Linked DNA regions of Mus musculus: regions 2 and 3 are each linked to region 1. The links are chromatin loops, found by intact Hi-C in ENCODE. Cell type or tissue: left cerebral cortex. All regions are shown on one strand. Region 1 holds the start of Xpc (xeroderma pigmentosum, complementation group C). Region 2 holds the start of 4930471M09Rik (RIKEN cDNA 4930471M09 gene). Region 3 holds the start of Nr2c2 (nuclear receptor subfamily 2, group C, member 2).

Region 1 (8,000 bases):
ATTAGTTATGTCAGCTGAGAGAGGGCAAAACATACAACGGGCCAAGGGGAAGCTGCTGTCTGGTTTCCCATCTCAAAGGTAACGAGCGATATAAGGCAGCAATGTCGTGTTCTCCACAGTGCTGCATGATAAGGACTGTAGATACTACCTACAGCACCAGTCTGTCCTGCCTCTGTGTGTAGTCAAGGCACATGACACATTCGTAGAGACCATGAAGAGATGCTCAGCAGTTAAGAGCATCGGCCACTCTTCCTGAGAACCCAGGTTCAATTCCCAGCATTCACAGGGTGGCTCGTGACTGTTTATAACTCTAATTGCAAGGAATCTGATGACCTCCTCTGGCCTCCTTGGACACCAGGCATGCACATGGTACACAGACATACACAGACATCCAGACACATAAATTTTAAATTTAAAAAGAAAAGAAACTATTGCATTTGTGGGCTTGGTGTGGTGGCACAAGCTTTTAATCCCAGCACTCATGAGGCAAAGGCTCAGACCAATTCAGCTGACAGGAAAGGGCACTGTCAAACTCTTGAGCTGCCTCTAGGCTGTGCAGTGTGTGCCAGGTTCCAGCTTTGTGAGCTGTCACCCATGTTGGGGCAGGCTTTAGTGATACAGCTGTCTTTAAGATCAGTGTTAAAAACAGGTTGTGTGACTCCAAAAACACTTGCATTTTAGTTATACAATCTATTAACCGTTCCTAAGTAGGTGCCAGAACATAATGGGCTTTCCACAAATATGTGTTAAGCTGTTGCATGTTGAGAACTGACATTGTCAAAGCAAAGACTTGCAGGACTCACTTTATATATCTCTTCATATGTCTCCTCATCAATCTCTATCGTTGTCACAGTTTCTTCTACATCTCCCAGGATCATATTTAAATGTTGATCATAAGCCTGAAGTGGGAGGGTGAGATATGAGAAACAAGTAACATGGCTCAAAAGATACAAGTGGATTTTAAGTAACAGGTTCAATACTTACACCCAAAATTTTACATGCAAATAACAAACACCCTCTGTGCTAGCCTATCATGTCTTTACAAGCCATTCCCAGTGACAATACTGCTTATGATAAAAAGTGAGTCCACTCAATGCAACCCAAGAACACTTAAGCATCGCCTTCACTTGTTACCCAAGGCGGTCCCACCAGTCACAATAGTTTATTATGAAAAAACAGCAAATTCTGTCAGACTTCTTTTGAGATACTAAGCAGCATAAAGTCCTGTCACTTGCTGTGTGATAGGACCATGGTTCTCAAGCAAGGACACTGTCATTCGATGCTCACAACAAAACAGGTGCAGCAAAATTTGACCCATTTTTGTGGACATGGGTATGTGTGTGGTGTACATGTGTACTACATGTTTACATGTGTGTGGATGCCAGAGGTTGAAGCTGAATGCCTTCCTCAGTTGCTCCCCACATAATGTGTTAAGATGGTGCCTCTCGGTCGAACATAAGAGCTTGCTGACTGTCTAGCTAGCCAGCTTGCTTTGGTGTTTCCACAGGTGCTGGGGAGCTAAACTCTAGTCCTTACACTTTACCCACCAACCATCTGTCCCACCTCCACTTTGCCCATTTATAACTTATCCAGAATTTAACGTGCTTTGGCATCTGTGGGCTCAATCAGGAAGGATTTCAACCGCAGTGTTCAGTGCAATCTCCAAAGTTCATTCCTTTTACTAAACAGCAAACCTCCTGGGGCTTGTTCAGAACCCACTGCATGTTCTTCTAACAAAGTGCTAAGCGCTTTTGCCTGCTCATATCAAGATTAAAAATAGCCTAACAGCCACACTGGGAAGGAACTGCTTGGCAGCTACACAAATGAGCAACTCATCTGGAGAGCAGGGAGGAAACAGAAAGCTGGGCCGTTACTGCAGAGGTAAGAGCTGCAGACAACTCCAAGTTAGAGGCCACAGTCTGGCCTGGGGATCATTCCGTGCACCAGAGTGCCATGCAATTTAGCATCATCCCACATTTCTCACCAAACTGACACTGCTGTTCCCACAAGGCCAGCTTGTAGATCAATTCTTTATCCTTGGGTTTCATGAAAGAACATGAATTTCTAAGACTGAGACTGAAGTGGGATGGCCTGGTCCCCTACAGTGGCTCTGTCACTGTCAGTAGAGGGTTGTTTCTAATTTCTAAGCCTGAACTAAAAGACTTATTTCAATTCCTGTTGTAAACAAACAGCCCTGAGGGAAGTAACAAGAGGAGACAAAACCTTAAGTACACAATGATGGGACCAATTCCTCAGACATATAAATGTGCACAAGCAATATCTGTGAAAGTACCCATTGCAGCTTTATAGCTGGGGGGGGGGGGGGAGACTGAAGTCTGACACAGAATCCTGTATCCTGTGGCGTTGTGTCAGCTGTGTAATTATTCCACACAAAAAACATGTGAAAAAAGTGTGTACATATGAGACAAGGTTTCACTATGTAGGCCAGACTGGCCTCAAATATATGATCGTCCTGCCTTGGTCCTCTAAGTACTGGAACCATGGCACATGCCTCCGTTCCTCACTAGGCTCCCCTTCAGACACAGGTGGCATATACACATGCAGACGACTATGCAGCCAACTTTGAACAGTGGTCAGACATAGAGAAAAATGGAACTTCGCCTTTAATTTTACCCATTTCTATGAAGTTGTTTTTGTTTTTGTTTTTTTTTTTTTGGGTAGTGCTAGGGTAGGGGCTTTGCCGCATGCTAGGCAAACTATCTCTAGCCTGCTATTTAATTCTTTTCATGACAAAACAGAGCTTTATATGTCAAAAGCTAAAATACCCTATCCAATAACTTTAAAAAATCCAGGACAATGCCAAGAATGAAGAGCATGTCTGTAATCCCAGCTCTCAGGAGAGAGGCAGAGGGAGCTGGAGTTTGAAGCTAGCCAGGTTTTCTAGTATGACCTTGTCTAAACCCAAGAGAACAAACAAGTTTATTCATAAATAAGCAGAAGACAAAACTGAAGGAAACGAAAGTGTTCTCTATGGTTGGAGAGATGCTCAAGCTAAGAGCACTGGATTCCTGAACAGGACCTGAGCGTATCAGGCAGCTCACAACAGTCTGTAACTCTAGCTCCAGGGGATCAGATGCCTTGTTCTGTCTCACCGGAGTCCCACCCCTCTCTAAAAAACCATTCTGGTTAAGGAAAACATATTTTAAAAGTGAATAGAAGGATTTTCCAATTCCCAAAAGAAATTCAAAAAAGTAAGTTTACACTGCAGTTCTAATTTGTAAGGAGGTAGGATGCAGCCTCTGGCTCTGAGATGTTTTAACAGACTTACGTGTAGTCTGCCTCGAAGCTCTCGGTCATTTCTCATTTTCACATAAATTCGCTCATCCAGGCTGAGCCTGATCAGATCCAGGGGCTCCTCTACGGTATTGGTGGTCTGTTGCTGAGGAAAGGCAAAGGCTTACTCATAGGATACAGAGGCCGGGTGGTGTTTCAATCACTGGTCAGCTGAGAGAGCAGCATGTGGGTGCTAGTACACAACCAGGGTTGTCTCCAAGATCAGCAAGCGCTCTTATCTGCCAAGCCACCTCTCCAGCCCCAATAAATCCCCATTAAGGAACTTACACTCTAGTTGTGGAAGAAACACTTTAAATAAATACATATTTAAAACAACATGCTCTGGAGAGAAACACAGTAGGGTAGCACGTACGTACGTACATACGTGTGTGTGTGTGTGTGTGTGTGTGTGTGTGCAGGGGCTATACATATTTAAAACAACATGCTCTGGAGAGAAACACAGTAGGGTAGCACGTACGTACGTGTGTGTGTGTGTGTGTGTGTGTGTGTGTGTGTGTGTGTGCAGGGGCTGTGTGTGCATGTGAGGGTGTGAAAGACATTTTGGTGGCCAAGGTACACCAGCTACCTAAGAAATAGGGAAGGGTAGGTGCAGAGGCCCGTAGGCCCTTCTGTTGGCCTGTGTACCAGATCTTTGCTTGTTTTCTTCATACTCCATCTCTAGCAGTTTCTCCATCTCCTAGAACTGCACCTTTCCTCTGACCTCCCCTCGTAATTCACTCCAAGGGAACCACTGCCTGTGCCCCCCGTGTTCACTCGGATTGCTAAACTGGTGTCCTGCTACGACCTCCCGCTTTCTGTCGGAATCCCGACAGCTAGCTCCCAGAGATGGGCATCTCCAGCCGCCTGCATTCATTCTACAGAGAAAGGGCGACGACGAGCGCGATGGGTAGACGGGCGGGTTGAGAAACTCTGGGCCTACGGAGGTTTCAGGAGCAGGCCCGGCTACGGAAGGCCGTGGTGACTCGGAAAAAAAGAAAAGGGCCATCCCACGGGAAGCGTGGAAAAAGCGAGAAGCGAAAGCATTTCCTCTTCGAACGCCTCAGGTCAAACTTACCTGATCTACGTCGTCCGCCATGTTTCAAACGCTGCGCCCTTTCCACCTCTCGCGGGAACAGGAACTCAGAAACCTTAGGCCGCCACGCACTGAAGGCGAACTATATTATTTTTGTCCCTTCGCGCCCTCGTAGTTTGCATGGGGGCGGGGCTTCCTTCGAGGGCGTGGTCCTACCCTGGGCTGGGGGCGCGGCCAGGCGTGGCCCGCCTCCGGGCGGGGCGGGCACGCGGAGACCTGCGGCGTCCTGCGCGGTAGTCCCGAGGAACGCCTCTGGCTAGCATGGCCCCAAAGCGCACCGCAGACGGAAGGCGGCGGAAGCGGGGCCAGAAAACCGAGGACAACAAAGTAGCCCGGCACGAGGAGAGCGTTGCGGGTGAGAGGCCGAGTCTGCAACATGCCAGGCAGTGGTGGCTGAGGCTGGTGCGGGCGGCGGAGCGGATCTGCGCCTGTGGCAAGGTCTCCACGGCCGGGTGCGCGGCGTCCCCGAGGGCCTCTGCTATCAGCCTTAAACCCCTCTGTTAACCATTAGAGCCAAGTTCAGCCTCTAAGCAAGTGTTGAAGGCTGAGCAGCAGAAAGCTTCGCAGTTACCAGGTGTCTCAAGGAGACCCCAAAACCAAGACGGAGGGAGACTCTAGTGCGTGCGAGATCTCTCTCCAAATTCCCGACTGCCATCCAGTGTAACTCCAGAGTTTAGGATGTGCTTTGTTGTTGTTGCTTTGTTTTTCCGGACAAGGTTTCTCTGTGTAGCCCTGGCTGTTCTGGATCTTACTTTGTAGACCGGGTTGGCCTCAAACTCAAGAGATCCACCTGTCTCTGCCTCCCTAGAGCTAGGATTAACCCGTGTCTGCCACTGCGCCCTGGCTAGAATGCGCTTCTTACCTAGATCTTGAACAAAGCAAAACTTCCATCTTCCCTCTTAAACAAATCCATCCTCCAGTTGTTCCATTTCAATAAATCACACCTTTTCTTAACTGCCAGTTCGGCAGCAAGTCCAGTCAGCTTCGGAACCAATGAAATCTGTACCTAATTCTCTTTAATTTTATAGCTGGAGATCCTGTCCACAATTGAGTAAGTGAACTTCACGTTGCTTCTTTTCTGGCTTCCTCTCATCTGTCTGCCTCAGGTCATCATCTAGCAGCCAAACGGATGTAGAACAACAAAACCTCATGCCTCTGTCTTCTTATCTAAAACCCCCTCAGACTTGCGCTCTGCAAGTATAGCATCTTCCTCACTTAGCTGGTTTCCTACAGGATTTAGAGGCTGTCACAATTCTGTCTCCTTTCCAAATATTCTTGTTTTGATTTTTTCCTGTTTATTTTAAACAGCAGGCTGGCCTAGAAATCTGGATCTTTCCGTTTCAGATATTCTTATTTTGATTTTTTTTTTTCCTGTTTATTTAAACAGCTGGCTGGTCTAGAAGTCTGACTTCCGGTCTAATCCTCCTGATCACAGGGATTGCAGATGCCTGGTTCTTTAGTGACCTGCTTTCTGCTCTTTAGATATGCTGTATATTTATCTGGAGGCTGGCCTTTGGTGTTTCTTTGGCTTAGAATGTTCATCATGGATATTTGATGGGGCTAATTTCTTCTCTGCTTCAGGTCTAAGACACTCACTCCATGATCATCATAAAGTAGTCATTCCTGGGAACCAACTACCACAGAATCCCAGTTACTGCCCTGTCAACCTCTTATTCTTCAGTGATCTTCTTATCTGATTGTCTGAGGAAAAAAATGTAACCTTCATAAAACCAAGTCTCATTTCCCTCAATATCCTGTTTTGTTCTTCCTCTTTTTTTTTCTTTCCCTGAAAAAAAATTCTACTTTATTATCTTTTATTTTATGGGTATGGGTGTTTGCCTGCATGCATGTCAGTGCACCATGTGTGAGTTGTGCCTGCAGAGGCTAGATGAGGTGTTGGGTCCCCCAGAACTGGATTTGGGAGCTGCAGTGTGGGTGCTGGGAATTGAACCTGGGTTCTCTTGAAGAGGCAGCAAGTGCTCAGGTGTAAAATGCATGCTGCGAGAGAAGGGAGAACTAGACCTTTTAAAGTAACTAGGTAGAAAGCGGGACTAGTTCAGTGACCCTCACCCCACCCACCCTGTGCCGCCCACTGCCCTGGAATCTGATTACATAGAGGTCATAGCTTCACTGTCCACTAGGAGATGCTGATATTTGCTAAGCTTCAGAGGAGCGGGCTTACTCCATGCTTAAGAAGCTTCAGCTTATTCACTGGCTCATTGCTTCTTGAGTGTCTGCTAGGAGGTTAGGTAGCTTCTACACAGCGGATTTGAAGAGCACCCCTGTGCATGCAAAGGAAGATGAGGCTTGGCACTTTTTGTCCTTGGCTGGCAACAAAGAACATCATACTCACCTTGCTGCTGAGTGGGCGGCTCCTCTTCATTTTTTACCCCCCTCTGTATTATCTTCATTGGGAAATTTATTAGTTTCTCTATTATTTATTCAGGGATTCCCAGCCACTGCCCAAAGTCCTGGGAATATACTAGTAAATGAAGCAGGCAGAGTTCCTGCTGGTAGGATGCTGAGATTCTTGGGGAAGGCAAGTCAGGTGAACATGACAAGATTTTAAAAAGAGAGAATGAAAAGCAAATTCACATGGTGGGGAGTAAATCTGGTTGCTCTAATCAGACTGCCACCAGTATGAGGAAGAAGCTGTCAGTACCGGGTATTATAACCAGTTACTATGTTAATTTTGAGCTCTTCATAAGGAGTTCGGTGGCATGGGGTTGGGGTAGGTAAGTATTCCTATGCAGAGAAAACAGGATGCTGAAAGACTCGTGGCTAGACTCAGAATGAAGAGGTGAGTGCTGGGACTTGAGGTGACCGAAGGGCAAGGACCTCAGCCTGGAGATCATGCTAAGGAATTTGAATTCATCCTAAGGGTCTTGGGAGAAGGTGCTTGCCCTTAAGTCTCAGTAGCTGAATGACCAAGCCACAGTGGTAATTCTGGAACTGTTGAAGTGACATTGAGTTCAAGGAGACTGGTTAGGTATGTTAGATAGCTCTCAGGTTTGGAAACTTATCTGGATATTGTTTGAGAGGCTTCCTTCCCCCGTTGTGTCCTGCAGAAAATAAACACAGCAAAGAATACTGAAAAGCCACCTGTTTCTGTCTTCTAGTGATTACTGCTGCAGAATGATGGTCGATTTCCTTGCTGTGTATTCCATACTCAGCAAAAACAACACTTCATGTTCATATCATGTCATGATTCTTTATTTTAATAATGATTTAATTAAATCAGGCATGGAGGTGCACCCTTAATCCCAGCACTGAGAAGGCAGAGGCAGGTGGATCTCTATGAATTCACGGACAGCCTGGTCTCCATAGTGAGTGCCAGGCCAGTCAGGGCTACACAGGAAGACTCTGCATTAATAACAACACAATGTTATATGTCATAGGGTGATTTAATCATTTCATAGCAGGCTATTCAGGGTTGTTTGGTTTGGCTTGGCGTAGTTTATTTTTTTGAGACAGAATCTTTGCTTTGTAGCCCAGGCTGGCCTATAACTTTTGGGAATCATTTTTCCTCACTCTCCTAGTGCTTGACTCACAGGTGAATACCACCAGGCTCCCCTGGGTATTCAGAGTTTTGATACTTTAAGTGTGCCGGATA
Region 2 (8,000 bases), 76 kb after region 1:
GTGTCATGTGATACTTTTCTGAAAGTTGTCCTGTGAGAGGGCTTGTGATGTTTTGCTGAGAAAAAAAAAAACACTTCAGAGGGCCAAGAATATAAATAGAACCCTGCAAACAGACCATCTAGAGACTGCCATATCCAGGGATCCATCCCATAATCAGCTTCCAAACGCTGACACCATTGCATACACTAGCAAGATTTTGCTGAAAGGACCCAGATATGGCTGTCTCTTGTGAGACTATGCCGGGGCCTGGCAAACACAGAAGTGGATGCTCACAGTCAGCTATTGGATGGATCACAGGGCCCTCAATGGAGGATCTAGAGAAAGTACCCAAGGAGCTGAAGGGATCTGCAATCCTATAGGTGGAACAACAATATGAACTAACCAATTACGCCCCCCCCCCACCCAGCTCGTGTCTCTAGCTGCATATGAATCAGAAGATGGCCTAGTTGGCCATCAGTGGAAAGAGAGGCCCATTGGTCGTGCAAACTTTATATGCCTCAGTACAGGGGAATGCCAGGGCCAAGAAGTGGGAGTCGGTGGGTGGGGGAGTGTGTGGGGGGAGCGTGTTGGGGACTTTTGGGATAGCATTGGAAATGTAAAAGAAATAAATACCCCCCCCCCCAAAAAAAAAAGAACCCTGCAAACAGAGGACACTCTTGCACTGCTACACCATGCAGTGCTTTGCTTCTTCACTGGTCTTCATAGCTGATCTTCACCAGAGAGAAATGCACCAAAGAACTTCTTATGGTATTCCAGCCAATGTCTGCTTCTGCTGAGTCATGCCAATTTGGTGGAGCCTTGCTGTTTCTTTTGAATCATGCTGCTCCTACTGATTCGTGTTTGGTGTTTGCTATTGAACTGAACTGCTGACAATGAAGAGTGGAATCTCCCCCAATGAACAACTTCTAAACAGATCCACAACACTCTTCCTATTAACCTTCTTTTCCCCTACTGTTGGTCGGTGGGTTAGAAGAGAGATTGAAGCATTTAAGAACCCTAAATAAAGTAGGTTTTGAAAAAAATCTAAACCTACAATCACCACCAGATAACTCCAGGTCAGGCTAGCCTGCTTTTGTCAAGGCTGAGTTCATAAGAATGAGAATTGCAAGGCCCCAGTAGCAGATCTGTGGGATTCCTCTGTAATGCAACCAACTGCCATCCTGTCTACAAAGTAGAATGCATGTGCATGAGTCCTGGGAACTAATGTAGCATAAAGCTTGGGAAAGACTCATCTGGACACTGGAATACTTGTGTTTTCTCTCCTAATGCTGCCCCCTCTGACCATCTGCTTCTCGCGTCTCTTGTTTTTGCTCCATTTTGGGTCCTTCCATCAACCTGGTCATACCAGGACCCCATGGCTAGAACCAACAGCTGCAGTATCTCACAGTGATCAAGAGATGGGTGTTTGAAGCTGATGCCCCACTGATGGTGGCTGGGTGAGGCTGGAAGGGGCTGAGGAATGGAGTGGAGCTGAGAATGGCTTCATGCAGGTGATGATCTCTGATGAGCAGAATCTATAGGGCCCATGTTTTACCTTCCAGGACCTGGTGCTGAGCAGGGAATGAATAAATGAACACAAACTGGGTGAATGAACTGTGAACACACATCTCCTCAGCAGAATGGAGGGGCCCCCACCCAGTCTGAGGCATAGAAACCGAGCCACACAGGGGAAATGTACAGACTCCTCCTAAGAGTCTCTGTAACTTTTATGCTCACACTTGCCTACACTTGTGTTGGGGGAGAAGTGAGGTGGTATGTGTGACTGTGGATTCGACTACAGGGCCTGGCTTATGGGAGGCAAAGCTCTACCACTGGGCTGTATCATTAGCTCTTGAGGGTTTGGGTTTTGTTTGTTTTGAGAAAGCGTCTCACTCTAGCCCAGGCTACATGAAAACTTGTGTCCTTTCTGTCTGTCGGTTCCCAGGGCCTCCTGATGGTCTGCATCACTGACCCCCAGGCTGTGAGGATTGAGAGATGCCCAGGAACTTTAGAAACACACATACCTGACTGTGTCCGATATAATGGTATTTTCCAGGGGTGTCCATTCACATCTCGACATCGTGATTGACAGTATGTACAGATGTGTTGGATAATACTCATAGCTCCTGTTATGCCTGTGGGCCCTGAGTTACAGGCTATATACAACTACTTAGGGTGATATTTCACATGGTGATTGTCAAATGGCAGAACTAGTAAAAGTAGGCCTACTTGTTAAAGTAAGTGACTTGTATGGGTATGTTTTGATCATGGTCCCTTCCTTCTCTCTGCTTTCTGTCCACCTTAAGACAAGTCACTCTGCTCACCAGCCACCACGATGGTTTGCCTCATCACAGGACCAGCCATAAGGGAGCTGGAGCCCTTGGACAGAAACCTGAAGCATGAGTCCAGGTGTGATTGTGGGGATTTTGGGAAGAGGGATAGTGGATGTACATCCAGAGGCAGTGAGGTCCCAGATGCCTCCTCTGTAGTGAGGGGGTCAAGCAGAAGAGCTCTCGAACCTGACAGATTTGTGAGCTGTCCTTGCTCAGCAGTCATGAGCACATCTCTGTGCCAAGAACTGAAGGGATAGCTGGAGCCCTCAGGCCACAGGGACTCAGGACACATGTGACTCCTGACAGTTGACCACTAACGTGGTCTGGCAGCCGCATCATTCCCCAGAAAATGAGTGTAGACAAACATCATCCAAACAGTAGTTTAATGTCCCAGGACCTTCCTGACCCTTTCAGCTGCTTCCTGAGATGAACAGGAATCACAGGGTAGAGGAGACACAGCACACTTCACGGGATACCAAAGACAGAGGAGAGAGGTGTGGATAGTCAACCCATGTGAACTCAAGTTGGTCTGGTGTCCCCTGGGTCTGCTCCCTCCCATGCAAGACAGGGAGCCTATGCGTGTGAAGGAGAAACAGCTGCGGCAGCGGGCGATCGCGGCGATCAGGGAGGCACATTCCCGCAGTGACTGACAGTTTTCTGTTTAGCACAGTCCCTGCGCACTGTAAGAAAGCGGAAGAGATGAGGGATCTGAGGATAGCCTCGGGATTAGTAACAAGCAGCAACCACTAGACCTGGCAGTGGATATGTGAACCCCATCACGTGCTACTGATAAGGAAACTAAACAACACCTGGAGTCAAGCCTCCCGCATCAGGAGGAAGACGAACTCGGGGGTGGGGGTGGGGTGCGGCGGGGAGGAGGCTATTTCTGAAGCCTATGAGAGCTGTTTCTGCCATGGCAGAAATATGCCTGCTCGCTTTCCCTTTCCATTTGATACTTAGTACCATGATGTTCCTTGGAAGTTATTTTTCACACATGTTCATCTATTGGGCAGTGTTCCTTTTCCAGATCTCAGGCAGAAGTCAGTGAAACATCTCAGCGTAAAGAGCCGCGGGAGCAGTCAGCACCGAAGGAGGAAGGGTCGGAAGACGGTTCTCAGGGACCAAGGCAAGGAAAGCGGCTCAAACTGATGACGCTACTGGCCAGCGCCTCAGGATGACGTCATGTAACCGCGCCGTCGCCGCTACTGCACTGGAGGCTCCGCCCAGCTTCTCCATTGCTAGCGCTTCAGTCTAGCAGGAAGGTCCCGTGCAGCTACCTTGGCATTCTAGCTGTCGGTTCATATTCGGGTGGAACTGGCCGTTTGAACACTCTTGAGAACTGTATTCTCATATCCGTAGCCCATCACTTGACTTCTAGGTATTCATTTTTTGAGTCTTTGTATATTCTAGACATTAACCCTGTCCTGTTCAGCTAGCAAGGTACTGCACGGTCCAAACTCGCCCTCCCGGGCGACCAGCTCATAATGACCTCCCGCCCTCAGTCTTATCGCTCATTTTTTTGTGGGGTGAGTGAGCAGGCCCCGTAGCACTAACTCCTGGAACCAGAGTATGTGGAACCACATGAGAGTGAGCTCGAAAACTGTAAAACAGTTGGTTTTACATCTATGATACATCTTTTAGTATGTTTAAGAGCTAATCCCATCCATTTGTAATTTTGATTGTAAACTTTGGATAAGATTTTTTCCAGAAGAAACACTGACATTTGCTTTGTGATTGAGTGAGTGTTCGCTGAGAGAACAGGTATTCAGCACGAACTCCTTTTTTTTTTTTAATCAAACATTTAATATCCTTTAAAATTCTTCAAGATATATCAACAGCCTATTTTATGTATAAAGATAAAGGAGGAAAGCAATGTATGTAATTAATGTGAAATTAAGACAACTTTCCTGAATATATATATACTATCTCAAATCAATAATAAAGATGAGTACTGCTTTTTTGCCTGTTAAGGAAAGTCATCTTATTGAAAAAACAAACAGCTGAAACGAAGTTTTCTCATGACACAAATGGACTAATTATACAGGTCTCAAAAATGTTTTAAAAAGTACCCTAAGAAGAAAATTTTCTCATTGGACTACACAGAAGCCATCATCTGTGGTGGGGGTGTATATGGAGGGATGTGTGGCAGCTGTTAGGGCTGGCAGCCTCTCCTGAAAACATCTAGAGATTTAATCTGACTCCTTTCATAACTTGCCCAGGACTGTGCCACGCCTGAAGGAATATAAACTCCTGTACAGCACTTGTTAAGTCATGGACTCAGTGTGGGTGTCCATCATTGGATGAATGGCAAAACAGCACAAACACACAGACCTAACTCCCCAGGGCACACACCCAACCATTCTCTCAGTCTGATTCTAGTATCCTGTCCCTCATATCTATTCTCTAAGACTGATCCCTAGTTTAAGTCAATTGAGGTCTGTTTTATGGTAGTGGTGCCTCTCCTATCTGGTGAGACTCCTGGTACCTCCCGTGAGTTTGCAGTAGACTCAAAGGTCCTCTCCCTATGCATGACAGGAGCCCCCCACCCCATCCATCCTCACATGCAGATTTGGTTTATAGGTGTTATTGGTTGTGTTTCCCATGATTTCCAAATTGTGAATTGTGCAGCTTCCAAACTGCAAGTCAGATCTAAATGTGAACTTAAAAGAAGTCAAAAATAAATTTGGAAAAAGGGGCTGGGTGTGGAGGTCAGTGGTGTAGTGTTTGTCTAGTGCATAGCGAAGCCCTGGATTCTATTCCTGAAAATAAAAGGGACAAAGAAGGAACTGGGGAGGAAGAAATGGAACCAAGTCACCAACCTTGTGGTCTGCAGCAAAAACAAGGTCCACATGTAGATTTGTAACACTAGCTGTGTACCCCGGAAAGAAGAAAGATCTGGTGCCAGTAATTTAAACTTCCTCCTGAGAATATTAGAAATCAAACAGTAAAGTAATAGAAAGAAACCGAGGAAAATCATTTAAAAACTGGAAACAGAATTTCAACAGCGAAAAAATGGGAATCAATTTTAGGTTCCTAAAAGGACAACACATCAAAATGCTGCGAGAGGGATTACCACTGTTGATAACATGACTTTCTAGGAATATGCTTAGAATGCTTCCAAGACTGCTAATAATGGGCCAGCACTGGCTGACCCTTACAGTATTTTATATGTAAACAATAAAAATGCATGTATTCCTTCAAAAATAGCATTTGTTCCAATGTATTGTCTTTTTGTATAGACTAGGACATTTCCTTAAAATACTGAGTGTACAAACTCTAATATTTAAACTGGAAAAAAGTGCGTTCTTTTAGAAAGTTTTGGGAGAAAATTGTCTTAGCTGTTTATTTCTATATTGTTAAGAATTTTCTACTTAATGATTAGATGGCAAATGCAAATAAATAATTAGTACCTATTAAACAGTCATAAGTCAAGTAATATCAGAGGATTCTGTTGGGCAATGTGGAACATAAGATATACATATATATCTTAGTCATAATGTTTTAACAAAAAGTGGCAGTGGGGCAGTATTATTCTCTGGAAGACTTTCAATGAAACTGTATTGATTTTTCTTTTAGAATAGTTAAAGAAAGCATTTGTAAATTAACTGCATTGTATTTTTGCTCTCTTTGTAAACTTTTAATTAAAAGTTAATTGTTAAAGGCTTAGATGAAGCTGATCAATTCCTTCAGGCACTAAAACTACCAGAGGAGAAATAGAGAGTATAATGGAATTATATCACTGGGAAAATTGAATGAATGAATAATGTGAAAAAAAAAACAACCAAAACAACCTATCACCAAATGGCTTCTCTAATGAATTTTACCAAACATTTAAAGAAGCAGCACTGTCAGTGTGTTACCAACTTTTTCAGAAGATAAAGGCAGAGAGAAGCCCTGCTCATTTTGAGAAGGAATCACCCTGACAGTGAAACCAGAGAAGACTCCAAACCTTGAGCAAGTGTGAGTCACTCCAGGTGTTTAAACCAGCTGGAAGGTGAAAATCGACTAATAGAGTCCATCTCAGAAGCTCAAGGAAGAGACATAGAATTGTTATCAACTGATGCCGAAACAGCATTTGGTAAAATCCAGGACCAATTTGTGAGAAAACAAGCAATAGAGGAACACTACCCCAGCCTGCCAAAGAACACTTAGGAAACTCCGGAGAGCCAATGCCACGGTAAACAAGTAGAAGCCCAGGGCCTTCGCTGAAGGAAGGTCATGGATGTGGTGAGTTGTCCCTCCTTACAGGCCAAGCTCCTCCTACTCAGCGCCAAGCTGGAATCTTGTCTAGTGCAATAACTAATTTTCTTTCATTTTCCCTTCCTTCCTTCCTTCCTTCCTTCCTTCCTTCCTTCCTTCCTTCCTTCCTTCTTTCCTTCCTTCCTTCCTTTCCTCCCTCCCTCCCTCCCTCCCTTTCGACCTCTCTCCCTCCCTCCCTCCCTCCCTCCCTCCCTCCCTCCCTCCCTCCCTCCCTCCCTTCCTTCCATTAGTTTTTCTAAACATGCCACAACACAATTGTGGAAATCAATTGTGTAAGACAAGTTGTAAGAATCCAATCTTTCCTTCTAGTCTCTCTCTTGGGATCAAGCCCAGGTCATCACGCTTTACCTGCTGGGCCATCTCATTGGCCCTATAACATTAAATGGGAGAAATACTGAAAAGAAATGAAAGGAATGTTGGTGGGAAAGGAAGAGATAAAACTGCCCATTTGCAAGTACCTTTTTCAGAAGGAGAGCTCCAGATGGTTAATAACCCTTCTCCCACTTATAGCCAATCGAAAAACAAGACTGTCATATCGAGGCCGACAGAGAAGAGCCAACTGCTTCTCCACTTCAGTAGAACACTGAGATTGGAGACACAAACTGAAAAGCATCTTTATCAGCACAAAGACACATTTTGGTCCCGCTCAGAGAAACATGTGCACAGCATCAGACTGAAGACATAGGCAACACTGATGGGAAGACATGGAAAGAAGTTCAAGTTCCTCTGACATCACTTCTCTGACTTGGTCATTCCAAAGTCCACCCAGAATGCAAAAGAACCCCTGCAGTCAGGCTCAGTGCCGGGGAAGAGTCCAGGCTAAATCTTCCTGGGTTCCACCCTCACTGCAGTCTACAGTAACTACCAACACCGTGTTTTGAAGAGAGAACAAGCAAGCAGAACAGAACAGAGAGCTCAGAAAGTGACCTGTACCCAGCCAGGGCTGGTCTTTGCTAAAAGAGCAGAAACAACCAAAGGAGAAGGGAGTTTTTCAGATTTCAGAACTGGAAGAATCAACATTCTTACCTAAAAAAAAAAAAATGAATGTAGATGCGCTGACCTGCAAACTTTCACAAAAACTAATGATAAATTTAACATTCGAAGGCCTGAATGTCAAAAACTACAAGATTTCTAAAATGATGACATGAGGGAAAATCTAGGTGGCCTTGGCTTCACAAGGGGATTGTATATTCAACCACAAAATCACAATCTCAACAGAAAAAAAAAAAACCCCTACATTACACTGCATTAAAATGTAAAAGTTCCTGAGTGATACTTTGAATCACAGCAGACAGGGAGAGACCATTTGCAAACAATGTGTACGATAATGTATTTGTATCCAAATACAAAGAACCCTTAACACTCAACAAGAAGAAAACAAGAGAAATAGCAGATGAAAAATCTGGATACACCCCTAGCCAAAGAAGT
Region 3 (8,000 bases), 580 kb before region 1:
GATGCCCTCTTCTGGTGTGTACTTACATATAATAAATAAATAAATAAATATTTAAAAAAAAAGAAAATAAGTAGAACAGTGAGGATAATTTTTAACACTTTTGTTATTGTTGTTTTGAGACAAGGGTTTCTCTGTGTAGCCCTGGCTGTAGTAGTCCTGGAACTCTGTAGACCAGCCTCACCTCAAACTCAAATCCCAAGTGGTAGGGCTAAAGGCATGCACCACCACCACCACCTGGCAATTTTTAACAGTTTTAAGTAATAATTTTACTGAACTACAACATGCAAATGCAAAAAGTGCTCAAACTAAACACTGTGATGACTGTCTACTAACAGAATATGTATTCACACCAGAAAACAACAGTACCAGCAGCCTGAAGTCTCCAAAGCACCTCCCCTGTTATCATTAACTTTCCTTTCTTCTAATATCTATTATCAAGGATAGTTTTTGCTTGTTTTTTTTAACTATAAGTAATATACTTTATGTGTATTTAGCTTCTCCTGCAGTCCATTTTCATTATGGTCTAGGATTCTAACACATGACTACACCATAACTTGATCATTTACAGCTGGTGTTCAGCTTGTTTCTAGTCTGGAGCTCTTATACTAGTGTTTCTGTAAATAGTCTTACTCATGCCTTACGGTAACTGAGATCTTGCCCTGGCGTGTCTTTAACTCAGTTATCTACCTGTCTCTGCTGAGATCAATGGTGTAAGCCATCATGCCCAAGCCTTACTTTCTAAGTAAGTTTTATCACTGATTTCCACTTTAAACCCTTTTATTTATTTTCATTTACTTTTTAGTTTTTGCTTTTCTGAGATAGGATTTCACTATGTAGCCTAGACTGACCTCAAACTTGCCATCCTCCCACCTCCCACCTGAAGTAGGCCCCTCATTCTGTATATCTCCAGATTTTAGCGTCTCTTACTTTGTTGCTAACTATAATAGGTGGTACTTATTCATTGTATGATCACTACCTTTCATTCATTCATGATCCTGTCACACACTAGAAGATGCAGAGCTAGGATCACAAGTATGCACTACTACACCCGGTTCAATTACACATTCTATAAGGGAGTATCTTATATCTCTCTAGAAAAACAAAATAATCTCATTTCTTAAAAGTTGTACTAAGTGAGTCAATATATATATTCTAGTCACCAGCCTTTTCAGCTGAGGACTGATATAATACCACTTGTGACATCTGCTTTCCACGTTGGTAAAACAATAATTACTAGGTATTCATCTTATCAACCTAGTAAATCTTGTGTTACTGTAAATAGGGGTGTGGGAGAGAGGATCATGAGCAATATAAATGTCATTTCTAGCATGTTCCATTAGTACACAATCAGATTCACTGTAGAAGAGAAGACCCTGAAAATGCATACTGAAGCATTCCAGCATTGAGCAGTTTCTCAAGAGGCATCCAATCAGCCAGTACTAGAATGTAAAGGGCACCTATGGGTAGCTTGGTAGGAACCTTTTTTAGCTCCTGCATAGCTGATTCTTACTACATAGAGCAGTAAAGGTAAACAAGGAAGGTTCTGGAGAGCTCTCACCTTTGAGCCCAGTACCACCAACCTTATTTCTCCTAAGAGCTGCCCTTTGCTCCAGACCCAAGCACATTCTTTCACATCTCCCATGAATCCAAACTGGAGAAAATTATAATCTTGCAATGAAATTCCTCTCTATTTACATTCTAACATTTCCAAAAACCTTTGGGGTTAGAATGTAAATAGAGAGGAATTTGTATTTACTGATCAGTAAATACAAAATAGATCCTGTCACCACCTATTAAAGGGTTTTAAGTCTTTTATTATTATAATGGAGGGGGTACTTTCTATTGCCTATAAGTCATACTTTGCCCTGAAACTGACTTTCATTGACATAATGCTTTCTAAAATCCAAGACTGCCTCATCAAGTCCAGATAAAAGTCTGCAGTAACTTATTCATTTCCTGTCCTTAACATTTCATTTCTCATCTCTCCAAGACGCCCAGATGCTAAGGTATGAACCTGGCTAAACAATGCCCTTAAACAATGCCCATGCCAATGTACTGAGTTGGGCTTCAATTCCCCCTATACACACCTCCTTCTCATCATTGTGAGCTATGCCACTTGAAAGTGTTCCCTGGCTGTCATACCTTTAGGTAGAAAGCTTTTCCTGCTTCAACATTAGCTTTTTAGTAATCAGGAGAGGTATCCTAGCTACCAGAGTTCACAGAAAGTTGCAACGGTTATGGGGAAGGAACAACAAGATAGCAAAGAATGACAGAGAATGTCAGCCTTTAGGCAAGTTAAACCTCCAAAGACCAAAAAACCATCTCCTATAGCGTGTCACAGAAACATGAATTTCAGATGATGATCACACACAGAAGAAAAGGTCAGCCATTAAGTGAGATATAACAACATATACCTTTGATCCCAGCACTCAAGAGGCATAGTCAAGTGAATCTCTGAGAGTTCCAGGCTACCCAGGGCTACATAATAAGACCCTGTCTCCAAAAAAGGAAATCAGCTTTTCATAGTCAGCAATAAAGGAAGACAAACTAAAATGTAGGGAATATATATCAGGTGGCTAGGCTGGTTTTGATGAGCTTCAAGGGCCATTTCCTATTCTGTTTTTCAAGACAGGGTTGCAAGCCTGGAACTCATTATGTGGCCCAGATTGGCTTCAGTCCCCTTGAGATGCTAAGCTCCCTTCACAGATGATCCCTTTTGGTGTCCACTCTGATACTTCAAACCTTTGGAGCAAATGGCACACAGGAGAACTCAAAGACATACTCAAATGTGAACCTCAAGCAAGATACAGGCTATCTCACCAGTCTCACCTCTCTTGTCTGCAGTTACTGCAGCAAATCCTCACCCACTCTCTTCCATCCTTGTGTTGGCTCCCTCTTCCCCAGCTTACAAATGTATAACCTCAAAAAGACTGCTTAATCAAGATTCTGGGACCAAGTTTTTCTGACTCCATGACCCAAGATCCTTCTATCATACCAGGTCGCTTGGTATTAAAAACTTCTCCACCTAGGCATGGTAGCACAGACCAGCCTAAAGTCTCAGCTGCTCAGAGGCTAACACAGGAAATCACTAGAGGCCAGGGTTAAAAGGCCAACCTAGACAACTTCTCAAACAAAACAACAGAACTAAACAAAAAAACCCTCAAAAAGTCCTAGAATTCCTCTTATAAAGGGAAGAGACTGTTGACACAGACCTTACTCCCAATCCCAACACAGAATTCTCATTATGTAGCCCTGGCTGGCCTAGAACTCTTGTGTGTGATAAAGTCTTGTGCCAACCACCATACTTGGATGGTCTCTTAAAAGTTTGATTGACTACAGACTGACAAGGATTTCGATACAAAATAACTGGAGAAAACTGCAGCTTCAGATTGATAGCTGTGTCTCCAATTAGAACGCCCTTTTGTGGTTGAACAGCCTTGAACCTGTGATTAGGCTATTCTTGCTGTTATCAGAAACTAAAGGTATCAGGGCACTTTCTCACCCATGTGCCTGAAAGAAGGGTCTGCATCCTTAAAAGATCTGATATCATTACAATATCAACTGTATTGTGATTTTAAAATTTCCAGCTTTTGGAAAGAGAAAACCCAAAAGGAAGAGCCATCATGCTTTGGGAGTGGGAAAGGGGGTTGTCACTTTATTTCATGAAGATTCTATCACCTCATAAATATTCAGGAAAACTTTAAAATCCACAGTGTAGAACTCACTGGGCTGCAAGTCACTTTGGGACAGCTTATTCCAATCTCTTTTTGGAAATGTTTGCTTGGCTTAACTTACACTGTCTCTTGAGATATCCAAAGAAAGAATTAAAACTGAGACTGCTCATATTATTAAAAAGGTATTGTTTGATTTCAAATATTTTATTTTGGATACCGGATCTTATAGCCCAGGCTGGCCTAAAACTCTATGTAGCCAAGAATGACACTGAAACTTCTGATCTGCCTCCACCGCCCCAGTAACTGGGATTACAGATATGCAGCACTACATAAGTTTATGCAGTGCTAAGGATGAAACTTGATTTCCTACATGCTAGCCAGCCCTTCCTACTATGTTATATGCACAAATATTTTAGTCATCAGACTTTCCAATGGAAGCTAACATTATATTTTGTAAAGTTTGTTTTCCACTTTGATAAATGAGATTTTCAGTAGCTTCATAGCATCAATCAATTTTATCTCTGGGAAAGATAAATATGTTAAAAGAATGCCTACTGAAGTCCAATTCAAATTCCCTGCTTAGTATAATGGACATTTTATTGCTGGGCATGCTATCCCAACTGTCAAGTTCGGGTAAAAATGCACCAATTAAATATGCAGCACTTAGCTATCAATAGTATCAGCAACAATTTACTCAACAAAAAGTGTGGGAAAATCTTCCCTTCCCATCTTCAAGCTTGCTATCCAGAACCCAGCTCTTTTCCTGAAATCTATTCAAACATTCAGTGAAGCCTGACTTCCTCACCATCCAATTAAATTAATGCCCTCACGATTCCTTCAGCACATCATCCAGTTTCTTCCATTCTCTGACCATTCTCTGAGCCTTTGTATCCCCTCGGCATCCAAAATTCTGGGGGGAGAATGGCTCCTTGCCCAGGTCAGTTGAATCTCTGGAAGTAGTGTCCTAGTGTCTAAAGCTACGCACAACTGTGTTTAATGAAAGTAGGAAAGAGAATCACCTCACAAGTTTTCCACTCCAGTTGGTTCCTTATATATTTCCACATCACCATTTTGGGACTAGGGATGTTACTCAATGGCAGGGCCGTCCCCAGCACCACAATAAGACGAAAAAACTAACACCACCATTTGCAAATTACTTTTGAGGCTGGCAGAGTAGCTTGGACTCCATTTTCAGAGAACAGTCCCTCAAACAATGCTGAGGAGAGAGGCGAGGCTTGGCAAGAACGTCTGGTGTCCCAATTTCATGGACTGAAATTGAGCCCGCCAGAGGGGCTCCGTCCAGAGTCGTGAGGAAAGCGCGAACCCCGGAGAGCCTCCAAGTGCCGACGAACTCTTCCCTTCTGGCCGCGCCATGGGTTCAAAAAGCATCACCAGCTTCCCAGCCCGAGACCCACCAAGTTCCTCAGAGGCTGGCCCGCCCGGCCTCACACCCCGCACTAGCGGCCCCCGGGACCTCCCTCTCCCACCTGGACCAACCAGCACAGCCCCGGGGGCGGTGCCGCAGGCCGTGGCCCTCCTATAAGGGGGAACGATTGGCCAGCCCGGCCGTCACTCAGGAGGTCGTGCCCTGCCCACGCCTCCCTCCCTCCCCTTCCACCCTCCTAGTCCGGAAAAACGGCGGTTGGGCCAGGGTGGCAGCCAACGGCAGGCGGGGAGTGCTGGGGTGAGGAGCGGGGAACACAGGAAGAAGCGGGCAGGCCGGGCGCGCGCCGAGGGGAGCCTGGCCGGCGCCGCGGGGACAAGATGGCGGCGCTGGCGGAGGGCCAGGCGTGAGGCGGGGCCGCGGACAGTCCCCCTCTCCGCCCCCGCGGCGCGCGGCCGGCCCGGTCAGGACAGCGGCTCGCCGGGCTCGGCCGCGGGAGGGGAGGGGAGTGGAAGAGAGGGGAGGGAAGGGTGCGGCCCGGCCCACTATGCAAAGCGCCCGCTGCTGCCGCCGCCACCGCCCCGTGGCAAAGGTAAAAGGCCGCGTTCAGCCTCCGCGGCCTCCATGGCGGCGCAGGCCTGCCCTCCTCCGCCGTGCCGCGCTGCGCCGCGCCGCGCCGCGGCTTGGCCCGGCGGGCTTGCTCTTACCTCAGGGTCGGGCGCCACCACAACCGCGGAGCAGATCCCGTGTCTGCGGCCGGCGCCCCCGGCTAGGAGGGCAGGGCGCGGGCCGGGCAGGCGCCGGAGGGCAGGAGCCCGGGGGCTCGGGCGGCCGGGACGCCGCGGCGGGCCGGTGCGGAGCGGGGCGGCGGGCTGGGCCCTGGCACCGCCGGGGTCGCGGAGGGACCGCGCTTTGTTATTGTTTTTGTCAGTGAAAGGTCAGAGTTCGTGACCCCGGTGCCGCTGCCGCCGCCGCCCGCGCGCTGGGAGGAGGAGGGCGAATGTTCCTCTTCCTCTTCCCGGCGCCAGCCTCACCGCGGCGGCGGGGGGCGGGCGAGCACGCGATTGGCTGAGCGCGCGCGCGCACCGGAACGCCGCCGCTGCCGCTGCGGCCGCCGCCGGAGCTGAGGCCCGCAGGCCTGGGCCGGGCAGGTGCGGCCGATCCCGTAGGCACCGCTTGCAGGCTGGAGAAGCGGGCCCTTGCCTGGCGCCGCGCCGAGATGTTGCAAGCGAGCGGTGTCCTGGGAGTGCACTGAGCTCCCGGTACCTTCCTTGGGATGGATGGTAGCTTTCTGTTTTAAAGCTCCGAGGATGTGCATGCCTCTGGCCGGACCAGGCAAGTGTGCAGATGCCCCAGGCCCATTTTTAAAACAGGTGCTTAGCCTTGGAGCCCAGACTTGTGCAGTCCCGTGCCCCTCTCCTTCGCGATTTGAGAAAAGCAGCTTTGGCACGCACTGATTGCATTCTGAAAAGCCTCCGGGTTATACTTCTTCATTGGGCTTGGGAAGGTGCCGCCGTTTCCCTCTGAGTGTCTGCCTGCAATGTTCACCCACTCCCCTTGATCACCGAGCTGTGTAGATTGGATATACTCTACCATCTAATTACACACACACACACACACCTCTTGCTCATTAGAAATAAATGCTTCAAGATTTTTGCAGTAGACATTTAGGCTTACAATAGGGTGACTCTAACAATGCCCATAGTCTTAATCGACTTTCTATTTTGTGGCAAGTGTTTTAAACACAGTCCCCTCCCCTTCCTGTCTCCTGGGAAAGTGGGGGGGGGGGGGCAGGGATGTATCTCTGTGCCCTACAGACCCTGTAGCTGAAAGGAGCCTCTACAGGAGGCAAGGAAGTTTTCCTCATTTATAGAACGTGTGCCCCGGGAGAGCTCAGTAACATGCCTAAGGTAGCCCATATATAAGTCCTTTCACTGTAAAATCCTTGAAAATATGAAGTGGTCTGGAATAGAATTTTCCAAGAATTAAAGTTTATAGTGCTAAATAATACAGTGTAAAAATTCACGTTGATGGGGTTTTCGAAGGAACAGTACAATTGCTCACGTTTTAAAAATAAATCATAATGAATGCACTTATCTTGGTTTATAGTTTTCTTTTTCTTCAGTTGATATTCTGGATCTGCCACTTAGACTCAGGACCTGGAACCCTCTTTAAGTAACCACAGTAAGGAAAACCAGAGCTCCTTGAAGCTACTGGTTCACCGGTGAAGTTAGCCTGGCTTCTGTTGGCCGCATTTGCTGTAACCTTAAGTAGCTTTTCAAATGAAATGTTTAAAATTGTAGCAACTTTTCTCTTGAAAATAACACATTAGCGCACCGCACAGATACATTGTTAGCAGGTAACAAGTGTTTGGAAGCTAGGGGTCAGGAAGACTTTATAACATCTTACTCCTTTTTAGAGTCACACACAAAATGGCACAATGTAAGGTGGATTTTAATATATAGGTTATATGCTTACCTGTGGGTTGTTCTTTTTTTTTTTTTTAACAAATAGCTTAAGTATTTTATTCGTTTGCAACTAAGCTTGTTAACACTATATAATGAAAATGTACAAAGAATAATGTTGCAGTTCTTGGTTAGATTTAAGTCAAAGACATTCATTAATAAGGAATCTTCAAATGTGAATACCCCAGAAATGTCCACAAGCCAGCTGATCACAGCAACTGTCTCTGGATATCACCTTACTTTGGAAGGTATTAGCAAACATTTGAATTAAAACTCAAGATTTTTCCAAAATAAAGCCGTAATTAATATACCTATTCTATATTCAAACTAAAACAGTTTTCATAAAACTTTCCTTTCCAAAACAACAGTAAATGAAACAAGGCATTTTGTAAAATGTGGTCCTGAACAAGTCACAGTAAAAATAAATATATACTTAAATCCCACCTCCTCAAAACAGAGGCTGTTTTCTGCTCACAA

The links. Hi-C counts contacts between places; a loop is a spot of excess contacts. Peaks named below come from ENCODE experiments on the same cell type or tissue, not always from the same donor. Only the 100,000 strongest peaks of a DNase experiment are listed, where the experiment ranks them.
Region 2: it touches region 1 in a loop (5-fold over the local background); 6 of 42 quality-filtered maps call a loop at or near these places.
Region 3: a loop joins it to region 1, with 4 times the contacts of the local background. A loop is called at or near these places in 4 of 42 quality-filtered maps.

What each region holds. Positions count from the first base shown.
Region 1 is chr6:91,512,448-91,520,447 of GRCm38, reverse strand. Xpc (xeroderma pigmentosum, complementation group C) reads left to right here and starts at 4,560. Exons shown (of 16, transcript NM_009531.2): 1 at 4,560-4,742. The coding sequence starts at 4,649. Lsm3 (LSM3 homolog, U6 small nuclear RNA and mRNA degradation associated) reads right to left here and starts at 4,413. Exons shown (of 4, transcript NM_026309.2): 1 at 4,370-4,413; 2 at 3,290-3,400; 3 at 804-899. The coding sequence starts at 4,390. In left cerebral cortex, a CTCF peak has its summit at 4,637; DNase peaks (open chromatin) are centred at 1,663 and 4,511; H3K4me3 peaks cover 2,366 bases; H3K27ac peaks cover 1,035 bases.
Region 2 is chr6:91,436,434-91,444,433 of GRCm38, reverse strand. It overlaps 4930471M09Rik (RIKEN cDNA 4930471M09 gene), which reads left to right and starts at 3,580. Exons shown (of 3, transcript NR_045980.1): 1 at 3,580-4,073. It overlaps 1810044D09Rik (RIKEN cDNA 1810044D09 gene), which reads right to left and starts at 3,447. Exons shown (of 2, transcript NR_038153.1): 1 at 3,276-3,447; 2 at 2,679-2,992. In left cerebral cortex, no CTCF peak of the experiment used is centred here; DNase peaks (open chromatin) are centred at 3,009 and 3,490; H3K4me3 peaks cover 1,415 bases; H3K27ac peaks cover 1,225 bases.
Region 3 is chr6:92,089,508-92,097,507 of GRCm38, reverse strand. Nr2c2 (nuclear receptor subfamily 2, group C, member 2) reads right to left here and starts at 5,075. Exons shown (of 15, transcript NM_001347342.1): 1 at 4,694-5,075. In left cerebral cortex, a CTCF peak has its summit at 4,922; DNase peaks (open chromatin) are centred at 5,218 and 6,118; H3K4me3 peaks cover 3,435 bases; H3K27ac peaks cover 2,626 bases.